Linked DNA regions of Mus musculus: regions 1, 3, 4, 5, 6 and 7 are each linked to region 2. The links are chromatin loops, found by intact Hi-C in ENCODE. Cell type or tissue: heart. All regions are shown on one strand.

Region 1 (4,000 bases), 370 kb before region 2:
GCCAAGAAACTCTTGCATATCCATGCCAAGACCCTGACAGAGATGTTTACTGCAGGGTGGCTTAATAGCACATAGTCACAAAAGAGAACCCGCTGTGGGAAGAACTGATAAACACGCGGGGAGGTAGTCATATCCCACAGCCGTACACCACACACATAGCACGGCCCGTGATAAATGGCTGAGGCAGAGTTAGTTATCATTGTGGACGCAGCTCAAAGCCAGCACGGAGGAAAAAGAGCAAGCTGTGTGGTGAGTCATATAGAAGACACCATCTGTATCAAGTTCAACAGCAGAACCATGATTTGTAGCACTGGCTATACAAGAGGCATTCGAGGAATGAGACATATAAGGGGTGCATGCACGCCTAATTTGGGATGGGGGCACCTCTGGGGCAGAGGTGGTGAGGAGCTGGGAAAGAAGTGAGACGTCACTCATATTTATCATATTTGATTTGAAGCAATCGTGGACATGGAGAGATGGGGTCAAAGTAGCTGATGAGGGTGGTGGGTGGGAAGATGCCTCGGTCAGTGAAGAGCCTGCCACGAAGGCAGGAGGAAGTTCTGATTTTCAGCAGCCATACAAAAAGCCAGCAGTGTACGGTGTGGTTGTCATCCCGATGCCAGGGAAGCAGAGACATGGACTTGCCAGCCAGGCAGTTTAGCCAAGTTAGAGAGCTCTGGAATCTCCAAGAGACTCTGAAAACAAACAAAGCAGAGAGTGACTGAGGAAGACACTCAGTGTTGACCTCTGGCTCCCACATGCTCATACGCACAGGTGCACAGAAACACAAGAATACATATATACACCTGAATGTTTATTATATTCCTTTTTAATTTTTATTATAGACTTGAAACAGTTTGGGACAAAATGCACTTAAAGAAAAAAGAATTTAACTTCTCTGGTGCACCGGAGTAGGGAGTACTACAGTTTTAAAAAGATCATTGTTTTGTGTGTATGACTGTTTTGCCTGTAGGTACGTTGATGCACCACGTCTAGTGTTCACTGAGGTCAGGAGAGAGCATTGAGTTCCCTGGGACTACAGTCAACAGATATTTGTGAACCTGCCACGTGGGTGCTGGGTATTGAACCAGAGTCCCCTAAAGCAGTGGCCAATGATCTTCACCACGGAGCCATCTCTCTAGTTTCATGGGGATATAGTCACTTTTCCCCATTTCCTCCAGATCCCCTCTCCAGCCCCTCAACTTTAGGCAGTAGGTAGGGAAGGAAACATATTCAGGAGAAGGGGGTTTGGGAGCAGTGGAGACCCAGCCTCAGGCCCCGGGCCAGTCACTTCCCTCATTTGCTCCCTTGTTCTCAGGAAGGGACTGCTGAGTTATAACAGATTTGTCTAGGAAATGTCATTCGCCAGGTCCCCTTGCACTGTTAAGTGGTCACATGTCTAACCCTGGTCAGTGAGATGGGCATGTATGTCATGGGCCAAGAAGGGCCCACATGACTCTTCTCTCCTCTGTCTTCCTCTGTTAGAGTTGCAGTTTCAATGGCAGGAGCCTTGGCAGATCCCTGTGGCAGAGGGATCTTGAGAAAGACACAAGTACACTCATCACATGAACCCAGGGCTTTAACCAGAGGAGGAGAAAATCTCACACACCTTACCAAGGTCATTGGCCTTGCCAAACAGCAAGACTTATGATGTTGGGCAGGTCAGCAACGCGGTGTTATTGGCAATGAGGGTGCTCGCTCTGTGCTAGGCACCACGGAAGCCTGTGGAACTGAGCTGAGACCCCAGTGATAAAGGGCAAGGGGCCCTCAACTGACACAAAAGTGTTGCCATGGAAACTTAGACAAACTGCAATTACATCCTGTCACCGGAGTGCAAAGCTGGTTTTCCTTGCAAACAGAATTTGTGGGCTGAGATACCTTGCAATGGGGGTTTTGCCATTTTCTAGCTGAGGAAACCCAGGAATTGCTCAGGATAATACAGAGTCAGGAGGCAGAGACCTCCCACTATTGTCCCCTCCTCACCCCAACCCAGAGTGCCAGTGCAGGGCTTGTCTGTGACCAGCAGCAGGAGATGAAGCCATGGCCTGGCTTCCATCGGATTCAACATAGCAGGAGTGGCAGGCACCACAAAAATAAAGTCTGAGAAGACAAAAGTACCAGGAGGCCTGTGCGAAGCAAAATTGTTCCCAATGCCAGAAGAGCTTACAGATCTCTCAGCCTGACACCTGCAGTTTCCCTGGAGACCCTGAGACTACAAGGGGCAGGGACTTCTTCAAGGGCAAAACAAAGTTCTAAACCTAAGGAAACCCCTACTAGAGCCGAAGCACCCCTTGGAAGACACTGAGAGAACATGCTGAAGGCAAAAGACCCAGCAATCTGCTAGAGTGCCCTCTAGTGTCTCTATACTGTTATGGCATCTTTTGAATTTTCATAATTAGACTTTAATCGCATCTTTATCATTAGACAGAACAATGGTGTCCCCTCAAGGTCATAGGCATAGAAACACCAGTGCTCACCTTATGAACGAAAAGCCAAGACTCCTGGAGTTTGGACAGTGCTGCTCCAGAAAGATCCAAGCACAATGGTTCTTGAACTTGACTGTATCAAAGTTAAGTGGTTGGTTTGGGTCCAAGTCTGAAGTGAGCACACTGGGCATTTCCCATTTCACAGTGTCTTCCTTGCTACAGTTTCCTTTCCCTGAGCAAAGGAGCTGCCCACCAGGCACATGCTGTCTGGTCCTGGCTTGGTCCTGGTTCAGCCGGGCCAGTTAAGACAAACCTTTGGAAAGCGACCTTGGATGAGTGCTGGTGTTTGGGACTGTGCTCGGTAGCTAAGGACAGTGGCAGGTCGGGTGGTGCAAGGGTCTTCCCCAAGGAAAAGTGGCCACTGGTGGGCCCTGGCAACTTTTCTAGCAAATGCTAGCCCTCAAAACACCTGACTTTTGGGGCACACGTGGAGCCATCTACACTCTGGCTTGAGCAGATAGATCCACCATATGCCCCTGATCTTAGCGACCACTGGTCCAGATCGAGGCCTGTGCCCCAACAGAAACCATCTCGGAGTTTTCCTTTTCCTTAACTCACTAGGGGTGTGTGTTGTTTTTGTGTGTATGTGTGTTGTATTTTGTATATTGTATGTGAGTGTATGTCTTGTTTGTGTGGTGTGGTATATGGTATGTGGTATGTGTGTGTGTGGTGTAGTGTATGTGATATTTCATGCATGTTTTCTTTTCTGCTCTTTGGACCTATGCAGCTGTGGATGATGGAGGCTGGCGAGTGCTGCACAAACCAAGAACCTTCTGAGAGTGAAGAGCACACAGTGGCAGAGCCAGGAGCTACATCTGAGTTGGAAAGGGAGCCTCCATCACCTGGCCTGCCCCACCACAGAGGCCCTGTGCACTCTCCTCATTTCTCAAGGCATTTTGAGTTAGCTTTTCTGTCACTTACAACCAAATGACTTCTGACTAATACAGAAGCAGAGAGAGAAAGAGAAATAAACAAATGAGACGCAGAGAGAGAGAGAGAGAGAGAGAGGAGCATTAGCCAGGAATCTCACAAGCTCCAAAAGGCAGCAAGACTTCTAAGGGCCGTCCAGGCCCTCCCGGGGCTTGGCTTCCTTATGGCTCTGAAGAAAAGCACTTTTCCACTCTCGCTAATGCTTCTCTGTCAGCCTGTAATCAGAAAAGACCTAGCTCGATAGACAGCAAAAAGACCCTGGTGGGTAACTAGGCTTCTGCAAGACAGAGGGGCCTGCAGTACCACCTGCTCCACTGCCCTCCATGGCACTCTGGGAAAACCCTGGGTCCTTCTTCATGTCAGGTGAATCTTGGCCTGAAACCCTACCCTACCCTGGATCAGACACAAGCTTATAAATACGCACATTTGGGCTCTAATTGCAACCTCATGGGCTTTTTTGGAGCATCAGAGTCAACCCCATGTGATCCCCCTGAACAACCGTCTCTCACAATCGAGACTGGGCTTTCCCAGTGGAAATGCCAGTTGACCCCACAGGTATGGCTCCGCCTCATGCCAGCAGCTGA
Region 2 (4,000 bases):
AGTCACCTTAGCTTTACACATGTGAAAGCCCTTCATATGAGTCCTTTGGTCATTTGTGACTGTCGCCAACTCAATGAGAAGGCATTGATTTATCACACATTCTCCACACAAAGAGAGAAGACAGAACAATGAAGTCCCACGGAGATGGAGGAGGCACCTCCTGTCTAAAAGGTAACCAACTGTCTAGGAGGAAATGAGCTGTCATGGGACAATCAGTCTGAAGGTATTCTTCATGTAGTATAACCAGCTTCTGGGAAGTCATGTGCCATCGTAGGAGTTGTACTAAACTGACATTTAGAGAACCTGCATTCAAGTCCTGGCACTGCTAGTCAAGTTACCACACAGGTAAGAGCCTCAGTTCGGATGATCTACTGGGATAGAAGCTTTTCTCTTATGTATTTCCACTCAGCACAGAGGCTTCACAGCGCCTTTAAGAGCATCTTTCTGTTTGTTATGTTTTTGAAAGAGGGACTATTTACTCCTGGAACTATGTAGATCAGGCTGGTCTCGAACTCAGAGATCTTCTGCCTCCAGAGTGCTGAAAGAGTTAAAGGAATAAAGATCCCTAATGTTTGGGAAGCTAAATATTACAGTCAGTAGACATGGTTACATCAGAAAGCTCACACAGTGAGCACATTCGGTGTCCCTTTGAGGGTCCAATTCCTTATCCATAAGATAGGGTTAGTCTTTACCTGTTTAATTAGTAGTTAGCTCTTCAGCAAGTTATTTATCCTCCAAGTCTCAGCTGCAATGTGAGACATGTAAATGAGACATTCTGTAATGCTGAACAGTGCCTGGCTTGTTGTAGGTACTCAAGAAATATTAGTCATCGTCATCTACCTAAGATGTAGGCTGGCCAAGGACATTTATGCAATCAATTCTTTCTAACATTAATTACTGTGTTTCTGAGCAATAAGAGATGGGTGTTGCTCTAGGGATCAGAAGTGTGCAACATTTTATGCCTGGTGGAGCTTTGCCTTCTAAATTAATTCCTTAGTGACTATTTACTACATGCCAGTGAACAAGACAGTAAGTCCTAAGAAATTCCCATTTTACAGTTAACTACGAAATGTGCAGAGACCCCAAACGTGCGCCACAATCCCACAGGTAGTTTCTCCCTGCAATTAGGCAAGAGTGGGGCGTGGGCTGATGCCTTGCAGGGTTTCCCCCACCAGCACAGCATCCTTGCAGAAGCGGAATCGGAAGGCCACCGCGACCTCGGTGGGGCTCCATCTGGAAGCAGGGCACTCGATTCCACCCGGCCACCCGCAGGCACTCGCCGTGGCAGCCACGCCCCCAGGCGACGACTCCACGCGGACTGCGGCAGCGCCCAAAGTCTCGCCAACACTGCGAGCCCGCAGGAAAACAGAGGCCCTGCAAAGCAGGGCCCGCCCGCCTCCATGAACTTCCAAGCCAGGCCGGTGACGCGTGGCAAGCGACCCCAGGCACCATGAGGCCTGGGCCAGGCAGGGCCCAGCCCCGCAGGGATGACTGTGCGCTTCGGCCGCGTAGGGATCGCAGAGCCGACGCCGCACTCCGTATTCCCCAGCCCGTCCGAAGCGGCCCGCCTCGCGGCGCTACCTGCAGGTCCCAGCCAGCCGACTCCAGGAAGAAACGGGCCCTGTCCTCCTCAGTGCCAGTCACCGCCACGAACTCCCTCAACGCGTCCTGCCGCTCCTCCGCCATCTTCGCCCCGTGCACTTCCCAAACCGCTCCGGCGGACACTGCAACAGCCCGAACCCCAGGTCTGCGTTCCGCCCGCCGTTCTACCGCGTCCAGCCGCTGGGCGCCTGCTCGTAGGCTCCGCCCAATGCGGTGCCACAGGAAAAGCCCTCCGTGTGGGAAACCTAGCCGCCTCGCGCCCTCTGGTGGCCCCTATGTGAGCCTCACCTTAATGGCTGAAGTAGAAGGTCGATGGAAGTGAGTAGGGAGGGGCTGGTTTTCCCACAGGATGAAGTAGTCCCGAAATCAGATCCTGGAAATTACTCATGGTCTCATCCCTTTATTTCGTTAATTATTTATTTGCACATTAATTTCCTTCTTGAAGCATTACGCTGTCTATGGCTTGATGCTCTTCCAAGGGCTGTGGAAATAACAGAGATAAAACAAAGTATCCTGTCTTCTTGTTGCTTATGTCCTTTGACCCTAACAGTTCTAACCGATGCTCACATCCCCATGGTTTCCTATCTTAAACTAGTATAAGTCTCAGCCTGCCACTTTCCACAGCATCTAGCAAATCACCATTGCATTGCCACTGGCAGGCTGGCCCAGGACAAGGAGACTCAGAGCAGAGGTAAGATGGACATGTGTCACCTACAGAGAAAGTTTAGAGCTCTCTCTCCAACAGTGCTGCCCCTCAAGTGAAAGTGGGGACAAGTGAAGCTGGGAGCCTCCTAAGTCCATCTATTTATCCCTCATTTTCAAGGTTAAACTGTTACCATCCTACAATCTGCTAAGTTGGTGACCAGCAATTATTCTACCAGAACTTATTGAGTGTTCAGTGAGGTTCCTGTCAGCTGATTATATGCTTTGTTTTTCTCCTCTTCTTCCTATGCCTGACTCAGAGCCACATTCACTGTGCATGAAGCCACTACTAATGAATGTGTGAATGAATGAATAAGTGAATGGATGAAATAACACATGGATCAGACAATGAGGATCTCACAGGGAGTGGTCTATGCAAGAGCCCCTTTCAGTCTTTTTGTTCCACAGAGTCATACTATGAGAATGAAGAGCAGGAAGTAGCTCTGCCAGGGGCATCTCCAACTTCTAAGCCAGCCTCGGGCATGGCTGCAAACGCGACAGCACTGGATTGGTGTGAATACCGTCCTTTGGTATAACTGCAGATCAGTCCCACTGTAACCAACTGAAAAGGCCCACAGAGGCCATTTGGAACCTAACACATTGCAGAGAAGCAGTAAGGAGAACCCTATCTGCTTTTGATGCTGGTCCGATTCATAGTCAGCCCTCTGCCCAGCCTGACAGCTATCAAGAAGACTATAGGAATAATTGTGGGTGCAGGGCATTAGGGTTCCCTTAGCCTGCTGAAGGTGCTGTGTTCACATTATTATCTATTTCATCATAAAATAAACCTCTGCTAGGTAGAGGTTAGTATTCCCATTTTACAGGTAAAGACAGAAACCAGAGGTTCAGTAGGACCACACCTAATGAAAAGTACAACCTGGGCCTTGCCGTCCCAGCTTCTCAGGTGCCTGAGACTGAAAGAGTGACCTTGCAGAGCATATTTAAAGTCAGTCTGGGAAACAAAACTAAACCTGGTGAGAAAGTGAATCCATGCTAAAAGGCAGAGGATGCAGCCCAGTGCCAGAGGCCTTGCCTGTCATGGGAGAGGCTATAGTTTCAATCCCAGTTTTAAACAAATGTCCTAGCCTGGAAGTTTGGAGAAAGACTGACCAAGCCTCTATCTTCGCTGTCTCTCTACATATACACAGCATCACCCACAGCTCCACCTGTGGTCAAGTTCTGGTTTCAATTTAAAGCTGACTTTCTTGTCATTCAGGTATGAAATGTACCCAGAACCTATAGCTTCCAGTTAGTCCATTCCACATGTTCTCCCAAATATCCAGGGCACTCCACACAATACTCATGGCTTCCAGACTAACACACACACACACACACACACACACACACACACACACACACTCCACCACTACCACCACCACCACCACCACCACCACCAGAACAACAACATTACTCCAGGATAACATACACATATATCACCATCATCACCATCACCATCATCATCATCATCACCACCACCTATGGCGTCCATGGCACTCTACTCCTCGAATAGCCCAGCTTAAGTGCACATTATGCTTTTCAGATTTCCAAACCCACACCATCCCTATTTCAGTACTCTCATTCCAGGTCAGTTTGCACTTACTGGCTATTTGCTACCTTGCTGGAAGGAGGTTCTGGGCATCACAGACAGACCGGGAGGGTTTGTTTTAAAAGTTTGCATATCTCTCTTCTGTGAAAG
Region 3 (4,000 bases), 82 kb before region 2:
TCTTGGGTAGTTAAATATGAATTGTCAGGTCACAGACCTGCGCCTTTGAGATGATCACTCTATGGGACCAAATCCTTCAGCCTGATTTATGGTCCTAGCCAGGACCTGGCTCCTCTGTGTTCTCTTTCACATAGACTATCCTAGACTAAATCGTGTGGTGTGGCACTACCTCCACTCTCTGAAAGTATATAAAAATTTTTTTTTTCTGACACAGCCCCCCTACCCTGTTCTGTCTATAATGGCTGTCTTTCTGACTTTTAAGCTCTCTCTTTTAATGAAGTTCCTCTCTAAGTTTCAAAGGGAAACCTCTCCTGTCCTTAAAGGCCCCATTCATGTCTCTGATAGAAGTCATCATCTCTTCTTATGTTTTGCCCTGTCAAGACCTGATCATGGCTTCTGTGGTCTCAAGACTCTTTCCCCTAACAAAGTTTATTCCTGAAAGGTATTTTTGTGTCAGCTCCTTTCCTAGATCAGCCAAATCATCTCACTCACTCATGTACCCACTTGTAGCCCCTCTTATCTGACATGAACACATGAACAAAATCTGAAAATTTAAAAAGTCACTTCTAATTTGTACTGAAAAATATAAGTAGCATGGTCAGGACTCCTTCCTAGATGGGGTTGTACCTGCTTTCTTATGACTCAAGTACCCAACCAGCCCTTGGCTGATTTTTGTTGCCTGCCTGGCTGCTAGGATATCTGCAGTTCCTTGTCCTAGGCTAGCCTTTGGGGGCAGAAATGGGGATCCTAAGACAAGAATTTCCTAGGGGCAGGAAGCATATGATTCTAATCTCCTTTTAGAGCAACTTCAGGAAAAGACCCCTTCATCTGGGGTCTGCCCTACCATGTACACCCTCCTGGAGACTTTTAACCTTGAAATAACACTCAGCAGTTACCATCTACCAAATTATACTTTGCCACCAGTATGCACTATGCGGATGCGAACCTAAGAGCCACCTGTATCCTTTTTTTCCAACAGTACAGCAAAGGAGCAGATGCGTTTTGCCCTCTGGGAGAAAACAGGCTCAGAGACCCACTTCCTGGAACACTTTCATCACTGCTTTAGCAAGAAATGGTACAAATTCTTTTTACTGAAAACTGCTGTCCTTCCCCTCACTAAAAGGCATCCTTGCCTGGGCAGTAACTCAAGATGAATCCCAAACCGTCTCTTTCCTTTAAAAAAATGAAAGCACGTGGGTCAGACACCGCACTCTTCATGCACCGAATACCCGGGAGAGACTCAATTGTCCAGGGCCTAGCCTCTGTACGCCCCTACGTCACGCTCTTCCACGACCCCAAGCTGCCTTCACTTCCCTATCCAAGGATTCAGAACTTAGCCGGAAGCTGCGTCTCCGCTTGTAGTCTATAACGCCTGCGCAGAAATCCTGCTTAGCTACTGCGTGTGGTGCCCCTGACGCATGTGCACCAAGTCTACTTGCGTGCGGGCGCGCGCGGGGTTTCGGGATGGGGCCTGTGTTCCCAGGATGCCCCACGGCTGCGGAGTCACCTTGACAGCTTTTTTTCTCCCGGGAATTGCAGAATGTGCCTGCGCCGGGCTTCAGACTTTCCAAAGAGACCCGCAATGCAGTGGAATATGCGACCGGAAGGCCAGCCTGCCTCTGCAGCCCTCCTCATGCATTCCTAAAAAAACTTAGAGGCCGCGGTTCTTCCGAAGGCCCCTTGGGGCTCTATGCTCGTCAGACCATTTGATTTACAATGGGTGGGAGAAGAAAGCAAGAGTCGACACCCCGCCCCGCTGCTCGTTCTGAAAAGGAGATCCCCTCTCCCTTTGATTTAGAAGCGCTTTCAAGTCCCTAGGTGGTTGCTTCTGGTGCCTTGCTCTCAGGATTGTGGCCTGGCGCCAACTTTTGACCTGCCCTAGTTGAAGATGCAGACGCACCAACCACCAGAGTTAGAACCATTGGGCGTCTGCTGCCTAGGGAAGTGGACTTGCCCGAGGGTATCACTTCCTACTTAAACCAATCACCCTCTCAGGCATTGGTATGCAGGTGAAAAGCTAGAAAATCAAGGAAACCTCCAAGACTTGCCCGTGGCCATGAAGGATGGAACGTTTAAGCCAGTGAGAGTAGAGTGTGCTATTCTGAATAGGGAGGCGTGGGCATAAATTCCCTTTTGGATATTTATTACTTTCAGGTGACTACCTTGAAATGTTCCCAAATCTTGATAGCAGCCCCACCAAATACTCTTATGAACTGAGCCAGAAATCAGGGACTTACCCTCAGACCCTGCCTTTACCTGTTGGTGACATCATAATTAATCTCAGATTTCAGCATGACTTTAAACATTTCATGACTGACCCCTGGTGGACATGTCGTTCTTACCCCCATTTACTCATGCATTCCCTTCATTTCAAATAGCTTGCTGATTTTAAAACTCAGCTTGCTAATCCATGCCTTCATGCCGTGGCAGAGCTGTTCCCTCTGCCTTAAATGCCATCCACAGTTCACGTGGTGAATTGGTCAGTTCTAAGCCTGCCCCTAAACCCTACACCCACACAAACCCCAAGGATCTTCGGATTCACTGGTCATTATTCATTCCACACGTATTTAGGAAGTCCATACTCCGAGCCAGGCCTTCCCTTTTGCATTACCTAGGCTGAAATTCCACCATGCTATGTTGGTTTGCTGGCCATCCTTACTAGCCAGTGTGAATCACTAGTGCCAAGCCCTGTGTCTCCATAGAGTAACAGGAGAAAAGCAGACACAGGGCAGAGAATCCCGAAAACCTAGTGTGTAGGTAGCTATTTCCTCCGAATTGAAACAACGTTCCCTCCTGGGAGGGAGTGGGAGGCCTTTGAGACTCAAGAACCTAAGGAAGCATAAAAGACTCTGAGCGCAGAGAGCTGATTCACAGAGCCCTCCCCAGGCTTATGTAAGCAGTGCACAGTTGCGAGGGGAGAGGAGGTTCTTCTCTCTGGGGTTGTCACCAATGCTGGGGGGAACTGCCTGCATCACCTAGGCTCCTTTAATCCTACTAAACTCCTTGGTTTACCACAGTGAGCATGGACTAGTTTATTTTAGTTCAGCAGTTCTCAACCTGTGGGTTACAACCCCTTTGGGGTTGAATAATCCTTTCACAGGGGTTGCCTAAGACCATCAGAACATCATGATTCACAACAGTAACACATTTACGGTTATGAAGTAGTAACAAAAAAAAAAAAATTTACGGTTGGGGTGGTCACCAGAACATGAGGAAAACTGTATTAAATGTCACAGCATTAGGAAGGTTGAGAGCCACTGTTTTAGTTGGTGTGCCATTGGTTCTTTGAGGTGAATAGGTGTTTGTACACATCTCCCCAGAAATGTCATCTGACACCTTGATAAACATTTTCCCACTTACCACCTGTAGAAAGCCTCTTAAAGAAAAACTAGGTGTAGGGAGGGAAACTCCAGCCCTAGTGAGATACACAGAAAGTAGTGTGACAGCGCAAGAGCTTGCTCAGTTCCTGCAGGTAGCTGACTCTCGGAAGGGACTTGCTCCCAAGGACTTCCCTCCCCTCACTATCGTTCGATCTCCATCCCAGAGCTTTCTATACATCTTCGTATTGTAAGCAATAACAACACAGTATATCAGCAGTCAGGCCCTGGGGAATCAGCAGGGCTGGAAAGGGGCCCATTAGCCCCCATCTTTGAACTTACAGAATAAGAACACTTTGTTCCAAACTGCTGGAACTCTGGGACTCCCACTTGTTCCTGTGGACAACTCATCTATCCTTCAGAAAACAGAAGCGTGGGTTAATGTGATGGAGTAATAGCTTCTGTAAGGCCAAATTAGCCCAGGGATCTGGTGAATCGGCAAGGAGGAGGCTGTTGCTAAGCCACAAGCATGTACCTCCTCCTTCCAGGGCTATACTGTGCCAGAGGGAACGGGACTCAGGAAATTCTGTTCTCCCAGTGAAGGTCCAGGGGAGGCAGAACAGAAGCCAGGCTTTAGAGAGGCTCAACCTACTGCTTGCCTCTGACTATGAGAGCAAAGAATG
Region 4 (4,000 bases), 810 kb after region 2:
CCTCCACAGTAGCTGGACCACAGTTTTGTGCCACTGTGATCCCGCAGCTAAAACTGTGTTAAATATGTAAGAAAAGCACTATAGCTCAGTGTGCTGGTATTTGGGAGGCTGGGCCAGAGGACCTCAAGTTCCAGGTTAGCCTTTGCTACAGAGTGAGATTTTTTTTTCCTCCCAAGACAGGACCTCACTATAGAGCTCCGGTTGTCTTAGAACTCACTGTGTACCAGGCTGGCCTCTGCTTGGCCTTTGCTTCTTAAGTGCTGCGATCAAAGGCCTGGCCATGAGATCTTGTTTTTTAAAAAAAAAAAAAAAACAAATAAAATAAAAATCACTATTCACAACTAAAATAACCAGTATGTTCATTAATTTGTTTTAAAACTCTTCAGAACTTGGGCTGGGGAGCTGGTGGTTTAGAGGACTCACTGCTCTTTCAGGGGACCTGGGTTCAGCTCTCAGCACTCACATGAAAGCTCACAACTACCTGTAACTCCACTGTGGGTGATACAATGCCCTCTTTCTGCTTTTGTGGGACCTGGGAATGTGTGAAGGGTACAGACTTATAAGCAGACCAAATACCCCCATACTAGAACAAAATAAAATAATAACAAAATTCAAACCCATACGCTTTTATTAGGGAAAAAAATCTACAAATGGCACTTTTTTCCCCTTAGGTAATGCATACCACTAGCACTAAATCAGCAAAAGCACAAAATATTAAAGATCATTAAGCAAGGAATCCATAGAGCATTGTACTACAATATGGCTGTGGATCGATGGTTAAGCCACACCTGAATTCTTAAAAGTTCAACAAAGCATTTTAATGGTACAGACATTGCTCTGGTACACAGAAAAAAGGTAAGAAGATTTCTAACGCTAACATCATCCTAATTCTAGAACCCCCAAAGTCGATACACCCACCTCCCAGCTCTATTTAGCGCCATAAATGGAAGTGTGAAATGTGCAAATAATTCTCAGTGTTTACAACCCAACAGAAGGCCAGACATGCTCTTTGTATGCCGGTCTACACCAAGCACACAAAGGTATTTTTTTAATATTACACATAACCTGGCAATGCTAAGGTATTTTGATGTTATGAAGGAAACTGCTTACACATTTATTAGCATCTCAGACTGTACAAGAAGGTTATATTGATAGATATTGAAAACACTGAAGAGGAAGGAGCTGAGGAGACCGCTTAATGGATAAAATGTTTGCTGTGCAAGCATGAGGTCTGAGGTTTGGATCCCCAGAATCCATGGAAATGCTAGACAGGCATGGTGGTCTGCCTGTAATCCAACCCAGGAGGCAGAAGTGAGGGACCACCAGGGCAAGCTGGCTAGTTAGAGCAGCCATAATTGGTGATCGGTAGCTTCAGTGAGAGGCCCTGCCTCAATAAATAAGTGGGGAACAATAGAGGAAGATGCCTAACATTAATTTTAAGTCTGTGCCTACACATACACACACACACACTACATACACACACACTACATACACACACACTACATACATACATATGTCCATGGGAACCTCCCTTACAGGTGCACTCCCACACATGTAAGTGCATAGACAGGAACTCACACCACACAAAGGTATCCACAGAAGAAAGGCACTCAGTAAATGAAACATCAGGCTCCTAGAAACTTCATATGAAACCAGGTGTGGTGGTGCACAGCTATATTTCTGACAGCCAGGAGGTCGAGGGAGGAGGGTTGGGAGCTCAATGGGTGGCTTCTCACAGTAACAGAAAGTAACTGATCCAACACAGTTGTCTTCATAGACCTGGCACACACCCTCCCACACAGCTCAGTCCCTTCGAGATGACTTATCACACCTAACACGGTGTAAATGCCAGGTAGATGGCTGAAGGGTGTGTCATCTAGGAAATGATAAGGGGAATGAATTCATGTTCACTTACCTATGGGCTTTAGAAATATTTCTGATTTATGGTTGAGGGGATCAATCTACAGACAGGGAACAAAATAGTACAGAGAAAGAACGAGAAAGAAGGCAGGCCATGAATAAAGAGCAGGAGATGAGGGGAACGTCTCTAATCTAGCTGAAGCTTTCACTAATTTCTAAACAAAATTAAGTGACGGTACTGAGTTCTAGTCCTTGGGTAACTGAAATCTCATGCAAACCAAAAGCATCGAAAGTCTTCATGGGTTTCTCTCTCACTCATGAAAGCTGGTCTTGAAACGCTGATTTAGGCTAGAGTTCGTGAGCCTTCCAGTTTTCAAACTTTAGTTCCCACCTTTGTTATTTTGTTGACAAAACAAGAACCACACTTCTGACAAACAGGCAGGTAAAATCTGGTATGGAGGGCAGCTCCTCTCAAGGACCACTGCCTTGGCTGAAGAAACAGATATTCTCAAATTTCTATGGCGTTTACTGGTCCTCAAGTTTACAAGTTCACCCTGGGGGAAAAAAGCTTTAGGACCCGGTTTATCACAAATGGCACAATGGCGCCACCTACTGGCAGGTACTGCAAACATGCATCCACTCTGTCCATTGCAAAGCCATAGATAACTATTTGCATTAGAGAAATTTTCTGTCCTTTTTCTACCCAGCCCTCCCAGTTGCCCTCAACACCACCAGTCTTGTTTTTCCTCTCTGTTCCCTGATCTCTGAACAGGCTTTGAAATGTTTTAGTTTCCAAGTGTGGCCCATCTTGATTTTATTCGGTCTCACATTGACATTTCAGGATTTCTCTTTCATTCCCTTCCAACAAAGACCCTCTATTCTTTGTTGGAAAAAGAAGTGAGCTTCTTGTTAGCATTGACCTCTCTCTGCTTCCAGACTGCAGACAAAATGTGACGTGTTGCTTCACACTCTGGCTGTCAAGCCTTCCCCAGCATGATGGACCTTGCCCTCAAACTATGAGCCAAAACCAAACCCTTCTTTCTTTAAGATTTTTTGTTTGCTCGTTTTTTACAGGCATTGATCACAGAAACAAGAAAAGTATCCAACAGTGGTCATTTCAACAGATGTTGGTTGTTATCCATAGTTACTGTGTTGTGCAGTGGACCTATTGTTACTACAGCGTCAACTTAGTCATTTACTTTTATCAGCATGTGTGTGTCTGTTTATGTGTGTGTGTGTGTGTGTGTTTCTATATGTGTCTCTGTGGGTATATGTATGTGTGTCTCTGTGTGTGTCTGTGTGTATGTGTCACTGTGTGTGTCTGTCTCTTTGTGTATATGTGTGTGTGTCTCTGTGTGTGTCTGTCTCTGTGTCTCTGTATATGTGTGTGTCTGTCTCTGTCTGTATATGTGTGTGTGTCTGTATCTCTGTGTGTATATGTGTGTCTGTTTCTGTATCTCTGTGTGTATATGTGTGTCTGTCTCTGTGTCTCTGTGTGTATATGTTTATGTGTCTGTGTCTCTGTGTATATGTGTGTGTGTCTCTGTGTGCATATATGTGTGTGTCTATCTGTGTGTCTCTGTGTATGTCTGTGTGTATATGTTTGTGTGTCTGTCTGTGTCTCTCTGTGTGCATATGTGTGTGTGTCTGTGTGTGTGTGTCTGTATGTCTGTCTGTGTCTCTCTGTGTGTATATGTGTGTCTGTCTGTGTGTGTGTCTGTCTATGTGTCTCTGTGTGTGCACGCTTTGCGTTTCCTGCCATGCTTAGTTTCTTAGTTAACATCTATGTTTTCCTCTTTCCATCATTCAGTTTCCTCCATTTCCCCCTCTGCTAGATTAGAAGTTATACATTCTGTATTACATGTGGCTGGTCTCACATAACTATTAAATGTAGATTAGAACTCCTCAAATAGTGAAAGGATTCTAGGAAGTTGCCTCTGACCTGTCACCTTTTGTGCTCCTGTTGCCCAGGATTTTGTCTGTATCTTGTTTTTCTTAGCCCCATGGCCATAACAGACATTTCCTGTCACTAACACTTGTTTATATTCACCCACTGGTGAGACACTGAAAGTATGTCTCATAGGTACTCTGTAGAGGTGAAACTGTCCTATATATAAGATACATCTATGTTTCTAAGGTT
Region 5 (4,000 bases), 92 kb before region 2:
GCCTTTTGCTTGGTCACAGAGAACTGGGAGAGGATGCACGAGGAGGGATCCAGACACAGGAAGAATTTCCCGAACACAGCAGCACAAGCCACCAGAAGAAGTCTCCACAGAAGGTGAGGGGAGACTGCCCCCAAGGAAGCAGACACACAATAGAAGTGGCTTGGGGCCTCTATGGAATGAGATGCCACCACCCACCCATGCACACATGGGGTAGAGCAGCTCAGCCACTGTAGAGCGGCATGAGATCAGGACTGAGTCACTTCATCTGTTCATGGCTCAGACCACACAACTCATCACTGCCTGTTCCCAGAAGACACCCATCTTTCCAGATCTATAGCATGTGCTTAAAGCCATGTGCACCAGCTCGCTTTGTCAAGATATAACTCGTCTGCCCTCGCTGAAGAGTAAGCCAAGGTCAGAAATGGATTTCTAAGTCAGTATTCTAAAGGAAGCCCCATTACGGAATGTAATCAGCATCCAAAGGGAAGTGCCACATGGAAAAGGAGGCGGAGGAAGAGGAGGAAGAGGAGGGAGAGGAAGAGGAGGAAGAGGAGGGAGAGGAAGAGGAGGAGGGGAGAGGAGGAGCAGGGAGGAGGAGGAGGAAGAGTCTTTGTGACCAGGAACAACCTGGGTGCCCATGTACCCACACATTACAACACTCCTCTGGTACACCCTGTGTGTTAGGAAGGAAGGAATTCTTACTAGGCATCTACTCCTTCTGATTAACGTCACACACAAAGTCATACTAAAGCCCTCATCAGCCTTAGGAGAGGAAGTTGAGGCTCTGGCAGGTTTCCCAGACTATGCAGACAGGAGCTGTCCCACATTCATCATCTCCACGACGACCACATTTCCTGACAGGGCTACACCACCACCTACCTTTAGCCCAATGACGTTCTGTCCGTTCACCTCACACACATAGTGGTTGGTTAGAAGTCCATTGCGGGCGGCGGAGCTTCCCTTTACCACAGACACGATCTTCCCCTTTTTGATGGAAAAGCCAACTTGCCCTGAGCTGTCTTTGTGCATGGTGACAGTCCTCTGGAATGGCCTGGTGGAGAGTGACAGTAAGCTGGGTTTGCAGGTGTGGCTGGGCTAGGCAGGGAGGATGCTGGGACCTGGATACCCACCTGTCCCGAATAACCATGACAATCTTCTCCGCTGATGCCTTCTTCAACACCTTGTGAGCTTTGTGTGTGTTCCACCCAGCACAGTCACAGCCATCAATTTGCAGGATCTGGTCCCCAAAGCGCAAACCCACAAGGGATGCAGGGGTGTTGGCCTGGACCAGCTGCACAAAGAGCCCCTGGGAAGCAGGAACCCAGAGTTAGAACCTCTGGCTGCCTGAGCCCAGGCCCCTCCTCTAAGATGTTCTTTCCCCATATCCTGTGAGCTTACAGTGTAGTGGGACCTAAGATACACAGCTACCCCTATTTTCCTGAAGGAGGAAACACACCAGACCACACAGAGTGAGCTGAATCAGAATGTCAGCATCCTGATCTGTTCTCCTACACTGCCCTTCTCAAAGATGTCTGGCTGGGTTTCTCTACAGTCATCAGGAAGCCATACACACGGGAGTTATGGCACAGGAAAATGGGGTAGGGGGTGAGAGACTCTTGAGTGGCTGGAGCCTTGTACGGGGCTAATTCCTTCTGCAACAAGGCACAGCCTCAAGGCCTCAGATATTAAGGTGCCTTCTTAGAATCTTCCTTGCTATAAACAGAGGCTCTCTGAGCCCTGGGAGGGGAGGCCCCTATATACTATGCTATCTCAGGCTGCTGGGTGACTGTCCCAAAGAGGAACTTGTATTCCTAGGGCTGTGACAAGGCTATCCAGCACCAGAGGAGCACACTCTCCTCCAAAGGGTCCTCCTCAGACATTGCTTACCTTGTCAACAGCCTGCAGGCGAAGTCCAGTCTTGCCACGTTCATCCTTGCACAGGTGGATCTCTCGCACGCCAGGCTTGATCTCTGCACGCAGTATACCCAGGTTGTTCCCAGATACTGGAGCTACCACCTGGCCAGGTCCAGGGCTAGTGACCACCATCTGCAGATACAGTAGTGGGAGTGTGTGTGTGTGTGTGGGGGGGGGGGTGTTTCAGCCAGGCACCTGGGGCCCATGCCTCAAGGGTCTCTGAGTTATAGGTAGGGATGAGTAAAGAGGACCAAACAGTCCCTGCATTCCCCTCTCACACACTTTGCAGAGGCTGAGAGAAAACGGAGCTCAGTGACACCACTAGAGAGCACCAAAATCCACATCCCTAAGCATGAGTGGAGGGTGAGAGGAAGCTGGGTTCAGGAAGGGGTCACTGTATCTTCGAAAGGAAATTAATATCAAAAAAAGATGCCGTTAAATTTCACTTTAAAAAAAAAGACAATTGCACAGTAAATAGTGAGTTGTCAAAGATGACAGGGCTAGTTTTGACTTTGTCTTGGACAAAATAATTTGAACCCAAAATAAAAACTAAAAAAACGACCCCTCCTATAGATATCCAGAGGATTTCCAGTCTCACCAGACACAGGACTATACAATCTGGCCAGTGCACTGAATCAAGAAAACAGAAAAGATCACACAGGACGGGAAGATACCGTTGCTCCTGGTGATAGATACCGTGATCGTCCACTAGTATGGCTGCAGAAATCTAAAACTCCCAGCCATAAGTTAAATACAAACACTCATCAAGATCTAGAACTCAGTGTCAGAATACGGAAATCAACTGAGCGGGGACAGGGACATTCAGCTGTAGTCATAGCTGCCAAGGAGGCTGACGTAAGAGGGTCACTCAAACCCAGCAGTTAGAAGTCAGCCTGGGCAACAGACTCAACTATTCATCTACACCTGATCACCCTCCCCCAAAAAAGCAGAAAAAATGAGCTATGTGTGACTCTAACAAGACACGTGCAGAGACTGTATACCAAAGGTGACGAAAATCTAGGATGCAGAAACATGAACAAAGACCTAAGCAAACAGTTTCCTGTGTGCGCACACTGGAAGATCTAGCAAAGCAGCCAATGCCTGTGACACAGACACAGCACATTTCTATAAAAGCTCTACAGCTGTCTACCAATCACATATACGGTGCACATACATACAGAGAAAACAATCATATATGTAAAAATAAAACAAATCTTTTTCAAAGACAACCAAGGAGAGGGGTTGTTTAATTTCAGCACTTGGAAGGCAGAAGCAGGCAGATTTCTATGACTTTGAAGCCATTTGGGTTTACATACCCAGTACCAGGCTAGCCAAGGCTACAACAGTGAGACACTGTCTTAAAAAAAAAAAAAAAGTAGCAATCATAATTTAGGATGAGTGCATCTGCTCCTAATTACTGGTATAAAGAATGGCTGGGTTGACATGCATGTATATATGTGTACACACACACACACACACACACACACACACCTTTTAAAATGGCAAGACCAAAAGGTAGGATATTTAGTGGCAAGAGACAAATACCTACATTGTCACTATCTGGAATCTGAGTCAGGTTCTTCTGAACTTCTTGGCTAGAGAGGGACAGTCCCATATAACTTTCCAGTTCTGCCAGGTTTGGATACAACTCTGATGGTAAGGAAGAAACAAGGTGTCACTCGGGTATGCAGAGCCACCCTGGCTGGCTCAGGGCCTCTCTTTTTCCATGAAGTTAGGGAAATTCGCCAAGGCTACTCTGATCCCCTGAGTATGTCCTGTGCTCCGGGAATGCTTGCAGGTGGCCTGGGCCAGCTCTGACGAGGCTTGAAGCACCTTTGTCTCAGAGCAGCCTCAGACTATGTGTATATATAGACCCTCCTATACTACTGAGGGACTCAGCTCAACTGCTTTGGCACCCGTTGGACAATTAACACAAAGCCAGAGCAGGTTTGAGACCACTAGGGACCACAGGCCATGGTAGGGTAAGGGGGGGGACAGCTCAGGGAGCCAGCAGAGCCCTGACAAGAAGAGGGACCATGGGCCCTAGTTTAAGCTTCTCTCACAGGACTGACCCGCGGTTGCTATG
Region 6 (4,000 bases), 180 kb before region 2:
GGCCAACTCTGAGCTACTTAGTAAGCACTGGGGAGATGTGACTCAGTGGCTTAGCACTTGTCTCGGTTGTGTGTGGCTGAATTTGATCCTTAGCATCTCAAAAGGAAAAAAAAAAACTATTTTCACATGCTTGATCCTGACTACAGAGATGGTTGTTGTCTTAGGGTTTTATTGCTGTGAAGAGACACCACGAACAATGGAACTCTTATAAAGAAGAACATTTAATTGGAGCTGGCTGACAGTTTCAGAGGCTTGGTCCATTATCAATGTGGCAGGAAACATAGCAGTGTGCAGGAAGACAAGGTGCTGGAGAAAGAGCTAAAAGTTCCACATCCTGATTTGTAGGTAGCAGGGAGAGAGTACGAGCCATCCTGAGCGCAGCTTGAACGCGTAAGACTTCACAGCCTGCTCCCACAGTGATGCACTTCCTCCAATAAGGGACACCTTCTAATAGTTCTACTCCTTATGGGCCAAGCATTCAAACACATGAATCTATGGGGGTCATTCCTATTCAAACCACCACAGTTGTTAAGCTAATTTTTAATTTAATTCCAACCCTACCATTTCTTGTATGTCTCTGTGTGTATATTTATGTGTGTGATATCCACCTCAGCTTTTGAGACAGTGTCTCTCAATGAGCTTGGAGCTTCCAGCTGACTAGCAAGTGATCTCCAGGGATCCTCCAATCTCTTCTCCCTTCAATGGGATTATAGGTGCATACCACATCGTCTAGCTTAAAAGAAAAAAAAAAAAAAACCTGTGTGTTCCTGCGTCTGTTTCTATTGGCCACGGAGCTATGGGGGTGGTGTTCAGGTGACCACAGAGGGATCTGGATCCCTGTTGTGTGACAAAACTTTTTCTGGGGAGACACAAGAGAAATGTCTACTCACCCCAGATAGGGAACTGACAATAGACTTAAAGTACTGATACCACCAGAGTCCAATTTGGTGAACCAATGGCTTTTATTGGGGTTGTTTAGAGGAACATGGCTAAAGGGTGACTTAAAATAAATGACTCAAAGACAACTGTATCATCAATACTCAACCCAGCATGTGTGACAACTCACAAATCTGGGAACGTGGAAAACACTGCACAGCCTGCAGACAGCTCAGCCGACTGGAGTGTCCTTTCCAGGTGCTTCCGTTGCGCTCACCTCTTCCAAGCAGTTCAGCGGGTTTCTGTTTTTTTCCAGGCAGCTGGTCTGGTGTCGAAAGTCTTCTGGACAGCTCAGCTTCCTTTTGTCTCAGATGGATTCTCAACTTTTATTGTTCACTCTTACAGGGAGGAGACCAGTAAGTCTTGTCAGTTTTAGGAACTTCCTGAAGCTATTTTGAGTTGTTTACCTTTCTGTTTAAGGAGCTTCCTGCAGACTGGAATGTTTTAATCTTGGAGGAAATTGTTACACAATTCCCTTAAAGCTGGAGTGGGTGGCAGTTGTGAGGTGCTTGACCTGTGGAACCAAGCTCTGAGTCTTCTGGAATAGCAAACACACTTTTAACCACCAAGACATCTCTCTAGCCCTCCTGTTTTTCACACTGATGCTTGAGATGAGAACTCAGGTTCATGCTTGTGTGGCAAGTACTTTATGGGCAGAGCATCTCTGCCATCCCCTCATTTTTTACATTTTGTTCTTTGGGCTTCATTCACCTTATCTCCCCATATATAAAAAGAGAATAATAATAGCACTATTATTGCACAAATGAAGTGGAGCCATTCATATATAGCATGTCATACAGCACTCCACCCTGGAAAGACAGATCATTGGCAACTTACTCTTCTTGCTGTGGGGTGAATACTAACCTGTGAAACAAACGGACAAGCTTGCTAATAGCCATCATCAAAAGACATACCTGCCTGGCTATACAAAGGAGAAAGAACAGTGCTCCCCCGACCACCATGTCTAGTGACACTGCTGCTACCTTATGCCTGTTCCAGTTTCCCATAGGTAACTCACAGACAAACATAAATAAATAAATAAATAAATAAATAAATAAATAAATAAATAAAATGAAATAAAAAAACCCTGCCATCCCCACTTTCACACTTATCTTGGAGATCGACCCAGAGCTCTGCAGCTGCTCCTCTGAAAGATTTTTTTTTCTGGTCCAAGACCCTCCACCTAAAACTGGTGTTTAATTCTGATGCAAGGTCAGAACAAACAGACTGAGCCCCAGTGGTAGAAACAGCATCCTGAGCACTGGTTGCAGAAGGCTGGGAATTGATTCCATCCAGATCAGCCAGTGAGCACCAGAGGGAGCACTTAGATCATGATCTTAGAAAGGAAAAGGCAGGGCTTTGTCCACTAAAGCAGCAAAAGCAGGTATGCAGAGTCACCCCCGTCTGACACCCAGGGTGACAGTGTGATCAGATGCTAACAACTCAGGTACAGGAAGAAGAGCCATTCAATACATGAAACCCACAGTGGCTTGAGGCAGCAAGGCGGGGCTAATGCTAGGCTAATGATAAATGATCAGGTTGGTTCTGGTCTTGAGCCATCCATGACACCTGACCAAGCATGTATTCTTATGTATAAACTGCCCAAAACTTCAGATGGTAGCAACAATCATTTTATGCATAGTCACTTTGGCTGCTGTAAACCATCTCCCCTGGGTCTGGGAGTTGCCTGGGCTTTACCCACTGGGTCTCCCTTTGAGGGTGTCGGATGCCCTGGAACTGGAATTATAGATGGTGGAGCTGGTGATAAAACTCAGATCCTCTGCAAGAGCTACAAGTGCTCTTAACAACTAAGCCAGACACACGTCCAGCCCAAGTAATACAGTTTTCCTATGTTTCTCATTGCTCTTCTGTAAAGTGGAGATATTAAAAGAAATGACCTCACAGGGCTCTTGAGCAAAAGCAGTGTATTGGCACATTCCTGGCACACAGAAAGAACTCAGTGTATCTTGTCGTAATTAATAATAATGGGGGCCAAGGAGATTCGCCAGTTAATACAGTGCTTTCCATGCAAAAATGGGGGCACAAGTTCAATCCCATCACCCACATAAAAATCTAGGTGCATTGGTAGACACCGTATCCTGATGAGGTGGAGAAAGAGGATCTCTTGAGGCTTGCTGGCCAGCAAGTCTTGCTGAACCAGCAAGATCCAGGTTCAATGAGATACAGTCTCAAAAAAAGTAAAGTGAGAAATTGAAGAAGACACACACATACACTAATGACCGCTACCTTTTCTTTTATATTTATTTTATCGGGGGCAGAGTACATGTATGTTACAACACTCATGTGGGGGGTCAGAGGACAACTTGCAAGAGTCAATTCTTTTCTTTAATGATGTGGGTTCCAGGGATGGAACTCAAGTTGTCAGGCTTTGTGGCAACGGCTTTTATCCACCGAGCCACCCTTTGACCTTGACAGTTACAACTTTGGAGTTAGGATGATTACAGTGTTTGAAGGTACAGTCTTACTGCCTATCTTCAAGTCCCAGTTCTGCCATTTACTAATCGTGTGCTCTTAGGCAGGTCATTAAACACCCTGTCCCTCAGTTTACTTGTCTGTAGAACAAGGCTAACACTGCCTGTCCCTTAGGGTTGAGGTGAGGAGTAAATGAAGTAGTAGGACACAAAGCATTCACACCAGTGCCTGCCACCTAAGAAGGATTGCATCAGCATCATACAAAGCTACTCATTGTCATCTTCAGTCATCCACTCTATCTTCCAGTGCCATGTACAGCAATGCGATATGTAATGATATGATTGAACGGAACCCAATCAACATCTCTGCAAGACTGATTTTACAGCCCCATTTTATGAGTGAAGAAGCTAACAGGTGACACTAAATTTCAGTTCCAACTCCTGTCTAAACAGAGCTCTTGTCATGCTCCTGAGGTTCTCATTAGAACACTGTGGACAGTCATGCCATGGGACAGAGGAGGCGGGGGTATCAGGAAAGCCAGGCTCCTGCCCTTTCCTACTGCTAGCATCTGGAGCAAAGCAGCCTTCAGCAACTGTAAATGACACCCTAGGATGATGCTGCTGGAGCCAGA
Region 7 (4,000 bases), 140 kb before region 2:
TCTTTTTTCAGTTACAGATAATTAAAACAGCAAAACTCAGACATAAATGCATGAGGGAGGGCATTGCTGGGGAGGTGGCTCAGCCACTCCAGTGCCTTCCAGTGAGCATGGGAATCTAAACAGCCAGGTAAAGAAGCCAGGCAGGGCCACACTAGTGTAGTGAATCAGGGAGTGAGCTCCAGCCAGGCTCATTGAGAGACCTTGTCTCAAAAACGAAAGTGGTGAGTGGTTTTAAAAAGGACCTCTGGTGTACATACATATACCCACCCATCCACACAACCTCTGGTGTGCACACACACCCACACACATACAAGCTCCGGGGTACACACCTACACCCACACAAACACACGTTTATGTGTACATACAGCAAGAACAAGCGACTGAAGGAAGAGGAGGTCGGTGCGCTCTGTAGGTTGACTGGAAAAGGTCTATTACTTTTCTCAGGACCTTGACCAAATCTCTGACAGAAGGAAACTTTAAAAGGGAAGGACTATTTTGGCTGTAGTTTGAGGGAAATATAGTTTATCATGTCAGAGGAGACATGGCAGAAAGCTTATGGTCGCGTTGTGTCCTCAGTCAGGAAGCAAAGCGATGAATGTTCCTACGCAATGAGTTTTCTCTTTTCACCCTATCCAGTCCGGGCCCTAGCTCACGTCCAAAGTGGGCCTTTCTTCTTTCCTTAGGGAAATCTCTTTGCAAACACCCTCACAGACATATTCAAACATATGTTTCCGAGTCGACTGTAAATTCAGTCAAGTTGACAATGGCAGATGACCTCCCTGAGATAGCAGTGTCTGAGCAGAGACTTTGAGGAGTCCAAGGAGCAAACTGGACGTCTCGGTTGTTCCAAACCCATGAACTAGCAAATAAAAGCTGGGGGTAGAGGCCCAGCAAGGAAGAATTTAAGAGCAAAAGAGCAAAATGAGTGGCGGGCAAAGTCATGTGAGAGGACACCAGCGAGTTGAGCTAGAATAAGAGCAAGACAGCAAGGTGAAAACTTCCCAGAAGGTAGTGAGCAAAGGCCCAGCTGACCAGAAAGGGCTGCTTCAAGAAGGGAGCCCCTTCCTACTGCACCCAGTGGGGCAGGCAAGAAACCAGGCCAGCAAGTTAACTTATGGCGGCCAGAAATGGGAGCGCTAGAAATCCAGCTTCCTGGACTTTGTGGTCCCTTGAGCCCTTTGATGTCAGGTAAAAGGCAGGAGACAAACCCACAATAAGGATTAATTCGCTTTTTATTGCCCAACTTTCCAGCTTACTGTTTTAATACTGCAAAGGATAACATTTCTTAAATACCTTCGGGATTTTAAGATTTTTTTTTTTTTTTTAAGGCAAGAGCTGTTCGCATTAAATAACTCCTGACATTCACAAATTGGTTTAGGGGGTCAAAAATGTTTCTAAAGGCGTCCAGATAATACTACTACTTAATGTGTGCCAAGGGGTGAGATACTGAGGCCCAGAAGCTGAAGGGATAGATACCCTTTGAAGTCCTTCCCATCCCCCACCTCTGAGCAACAGCTAGTTGGAGGTAATAAAGGACCCCATGCATGCTTGTTGATGTCTTGGCTCCAGGGCTCTCAGAGCGAAACCAACTATCTCTTTAAGAAGGAAAGTGAAGACGGGAGGCTTACGCAGCTGCCGGCGAGCTGCCGACTGGCTCATCCCCCTCCATCCACCTCTCCTTCCCCGCCCTCCACCTCTCCCTCCCCGCAGCCCCAGCCCCAGCAAGCACCCGCTAGCCACCTTCAGCTGGGGCTCGGGAGAGCAATCCGGCTGCCCTCCTGGGGGCAGCCCAAACCATGGAAGCCTTCGCAGGTGATGACAAGGACCCCGGGGACCTCCGGGCCCACCGCCCAGCCTCACCCGCCGCACCCAGGAGTGCAACTGCGGGGGTGCGGGGCGCCGGCCAAGCACAGGAGCTGCCCTAGCCCGCGGCGGGCAGCGTGTCCTCCGAGCTTGCGGGCTGCGGCCACCGGCGCTCACCCGCCTCTGTCTCTCTCTTCCCCACCGCCGCAGGTTGCTGATCACCGCCAGGCGGCTGCTGCAGCGACTGCAGAGGCGCTGCGCCAAGCGGCGCGGGAGTCGTGCGAGCCGGCCGGACTGCGGAGGGCGAGTGGACCCAGGTGAGGAGGCCACGGCGGAGCGGGAGGGGGCCTCCGTGGCTCCGCGGCCGCCAGGGTCAGTTTGAGACCGCTTGCGGTGGCGCGATCCCGCAGAGGTACCAGGCGAGGAGGGGATTAACGTGACTCATCCCTAGCCTCCCTCCATTCCCCCACATCCTCGTAAGCACCCCTCTCCCTAGCGTGAAATTTACTAATTAATTAGAGGATGCTGTTTTCAGTAGGGAAGACGCCCAAGGTCTTTGACATCTAGTAGATGGGTTTTAGGGAACTAACCCCTCGCCCTTCTTGTTTGTTTTTCTCTTCTGGCATTCTGCAAACATGTGAGCTTCTCTTTGGAACCGCACAGCACACCCACCACAAGGTCAAGTGCCTGTGACTGCCTTCCTATCTTGCCCACTGATAAACATCAGAGCCTTACAGTAGATCTGGCAGAATTTCCCATGATCCCTAGAGTGAGAAATTTGCCTCAGTCTCCCTGGAGCTTCCAGGGTATCTGTTGTTTTCTCTTTCCACTCCCTAGCAGGGAGCCAGACGGCTTGCAACACCTGCCAGCCTCTAAACTCCCCACATTCCCTTGCTTCAACGCTGCAGGGGTGGCGAGGCTGGTCACATGCTGCTTGTTGCCTTGGCCTTCTCTGCCCACCTGGGGGTACTTGGGTGGGCTGGAGGAGTTTCCCAGAAAATGCTGGTCTCTGCAAGTCAAGGGGTGTAAGGAAGTGAGATAGGCTGAGGTTCTGGGCCTTAACTTGCTGGTTGGCTCCAAGTAGCCATCTTACTATTTTCTGGGGTGTGGGTGTCTGTTTGCTTGTCTGTTCAGTGCAGAGGCTGGGCTAGATGATCCGTACAATTTTAATATATCACTTGAGTGTGGCTTCAATAACTCTGGAGACTTGTCCATTAAAACCATTTAAGGTTCGGACCTTGAAATAATTGAGGTCCCCTTGGCCATTCTCTTTTGACTCTGGACTTCCTGAGTGGAATGTTGACCTTCTGGGTCTCACAACACTGGAAGCATCAGAGGATTCTATGGTAATATCCCTGCCCTGACAAGTTACTTACCTTCCCTCATTTGTGAACCTGGGAGATGGTACCGGCCTCAGAGTTCTAAGGGTGAGATGAGATTCATATGAAAGCTCTTGAGATAACGGCTTGACACACACAGTAGGTTTTCAAGGATTCAGAATTTGAAGGCAAATTAGGAGAGAGAGGAGTTCATGTTTGCCCCACCAGACTCTTCCAGAGCAACCAGAAGATGAGAACATTTCCGTCGCAAGAGCTAAGACAGTTCTAGCAAATGACAGTTGCCTGCAGTCATGTATAATCCAGCCATGAGCTTGGAAGACCCTGTCATCCATAGGTGGCATCCCATGGGAACAGAAGCACATGAGTCTTGAGTGCTGGCAGAGAGCAGGAGCCAGGATCACAGATCTCAATCTTTGCCTTCCCTGCACAATCTCTTCTGAGACCGAAGCAAGAGAGTCAAGTTCTGGGGCCCACATTTCCTATTCTCTGTTTCCTTCCTTCTTGTCATTTTCAGCCGACTGACCAGCCATCCTGTCTAGCTCTAGTTTATTCCAGCAACATAAAGGAGGCTCCCAACAGCGTGGGGTGGAGTTTTTGCCGCAGCACCAGTTAGGTCAAAAGAGTGGGATGCCCCCTCCCATCCCTTCTGTCCTAAATCCCTGCTGGACTGTGAGCTCCCTCTGGCAGAGGCCCAGTCTTTGCTTCTCTGTCTCCAGCCTCTGGCCCATGACAAGGCATAAAGTAGGTGCTTAATAAGTGTTGAGTTAAATACATTTGAGAAAATGATACCTCCAAACAAGCTATGTTGGGAAAACAAAAAACAAAAAACAAAAAACAAAAAACCTGTGGTGAGTTGG

What was found. Hi-C counts contacts between places; a loop is a spot of excess contacts. Peaks named below come from ENCODE experiments on the same cell type or tissue, not always from the same donor. Only the 100,000 strongest peaks of a DNase experiment are listed, where the experiment ranks them.
Region 1: it touches region 2 in a loop (4-fold over the local background); 7 of 42 quality-filtered maps call a loop at or near these places.
Region 3: a loop joins it to region 2, with 4 times the contacts of the local background. A loop is called at or near these places in 8 of 42 quality-filtered maps.
Region 4: it touches region 2 in a loop (7-fold over the local background); 4 of 42 quality-filtered maps call a loop at or near these places.
Region 5: a loop joins it to region 2, with 3 times the contacts of the local background. A loop is called at or near these places in 8 of 42 quality-filtered maps.
Region 6: a loop joins it to region 2, with 4 times the contacts of the local background. A loop is called at or near these places in 22 of 42 quality-filtered maps.
Region 7: it touches region 2 in a loop (3.0-fold over the local background); 2 of 42 quality-filtered maps call a loop at or near these places.

The regions. Positions count from the first base shown.
Region 1 is chr2:151,860,795-151,864,794 of GRCm38, reverse strand. All of the region lies in intron 1 of Rspo4 (R-spondin 4), which reads right to left. Among named protein-coding and RNA genes, the nearest start is that of Rspo4, 20 kb to the right of the region's middle. In heart, a CTCF peak has its summit at 2,356 (motif pointing left); no DNase peak of the experiment used is centred here.
Region 2 is chr2:151,491,994-151,495,993 of GRCm38, reverse strand. It overlaps Nsfl1c (NSFL1 (p97) cofactor (p47)), which reads right to left and starts at 1,812. Exons shown (of 10, transcript NM_198326.3): 1 at 1,582-1,812. The coding sequence starts at 1,686. In heart, a CTCF peak has its summit at 1,849 (motif pointing left); a DNase peak (open chromatin) is centred at 1,773; H3K4me3 peaks cover 1,330 bases; H3K27ac peaks cover 720 bases.
Region 3 is chr2:151,573,630-151,577,629 of GRCm38, reverse strand. The region is part of intron 1 of Sdcbp2 (syndecan binding protein (syntenin) 2); the gene reads right to left. Among named protein-coding and RNA genes, the nearest start is that of Sdcbp2, 3.0 kb to the right of the region's middle. In heart, a CTCF peak has its summit at 2,326 (motif pointing left); DNase peaks (open chromatin) are centred at 1,409 and 1,799; H3K4me3 peaks cover 1,361 bases; H3K27ac peaks cover 1,451 bases; H3K27me3 peaks cover 1,017 bases.
Region 4 is chr2:150,677,049-150,681,048 of GRCm38, reverse strand. It overlaps Vsx1 (visual system homeobox 1), which reads left to right. Exons shown (of 5, transcript NM_054068.2): 5 at 1-347. Among named protein-coding and RNA genes, the nearest start is that of Vsx1, 10 kb to the left of the region's middle. In heart, a CTCF peak has its summit at 2,476 (motif pointing left); no DNase peak of the experiment used is centred here.
Region 5 is chr2:151,584,373-151,588,372 of GRCm38, reverse strand. It overlaps Sdcbp2 (syndecan binding protein (syntenin) 2), which reads right to left. Exons shown (of 9, transcript NM_145535.2): 4 at 3,464-3,564; 5 at 1,888-2,046; 6 at 1,131-1,306; 7 at 880-1,051. Among named protein-coding and RNA genes, the nearest start is that of Sdcbp2, 14 kb to the right of the region's middle. In heart, a CTCF peak has its summit at 2,243 (motif pointing right); no DNase peak of the experiment used is centred here.
Region 6 is chr2:151,674,669-151,678,668 of GRCm38, reverse strand. No RefSeq gene overlaps it. Among named protein-coding and RNA genes, the nearest start is that of Rad21l, 8.1 kb to the right of the region's middle. In heart, a CTCF peak has its summit at 2,248 (motif pointing right); no DNase peak of the experiment used is centred here; H3K27me3 peaks cover 605 bases.
Region 7 is chr2:151,630,268-151,634,267 of GRCm38, reverse strand. It overlaps Snph (syntaphilin), which reads left to right and starts at 1,675. Exons shown (of 6, transcript NM_198214.3): 1 at 1,675-1,812; 2 at 2,014-2,120. In heart, CTCF peaks have their summits at 1,819 (motif pointing right) and 2,018; a DNase peak (open chromatin) is centred at 1,687; H3K4me3 peaks cover 1,365 bases; H3K27ac peaks cover 675 bases; H3K27me3 peaks cover 3,720 bases.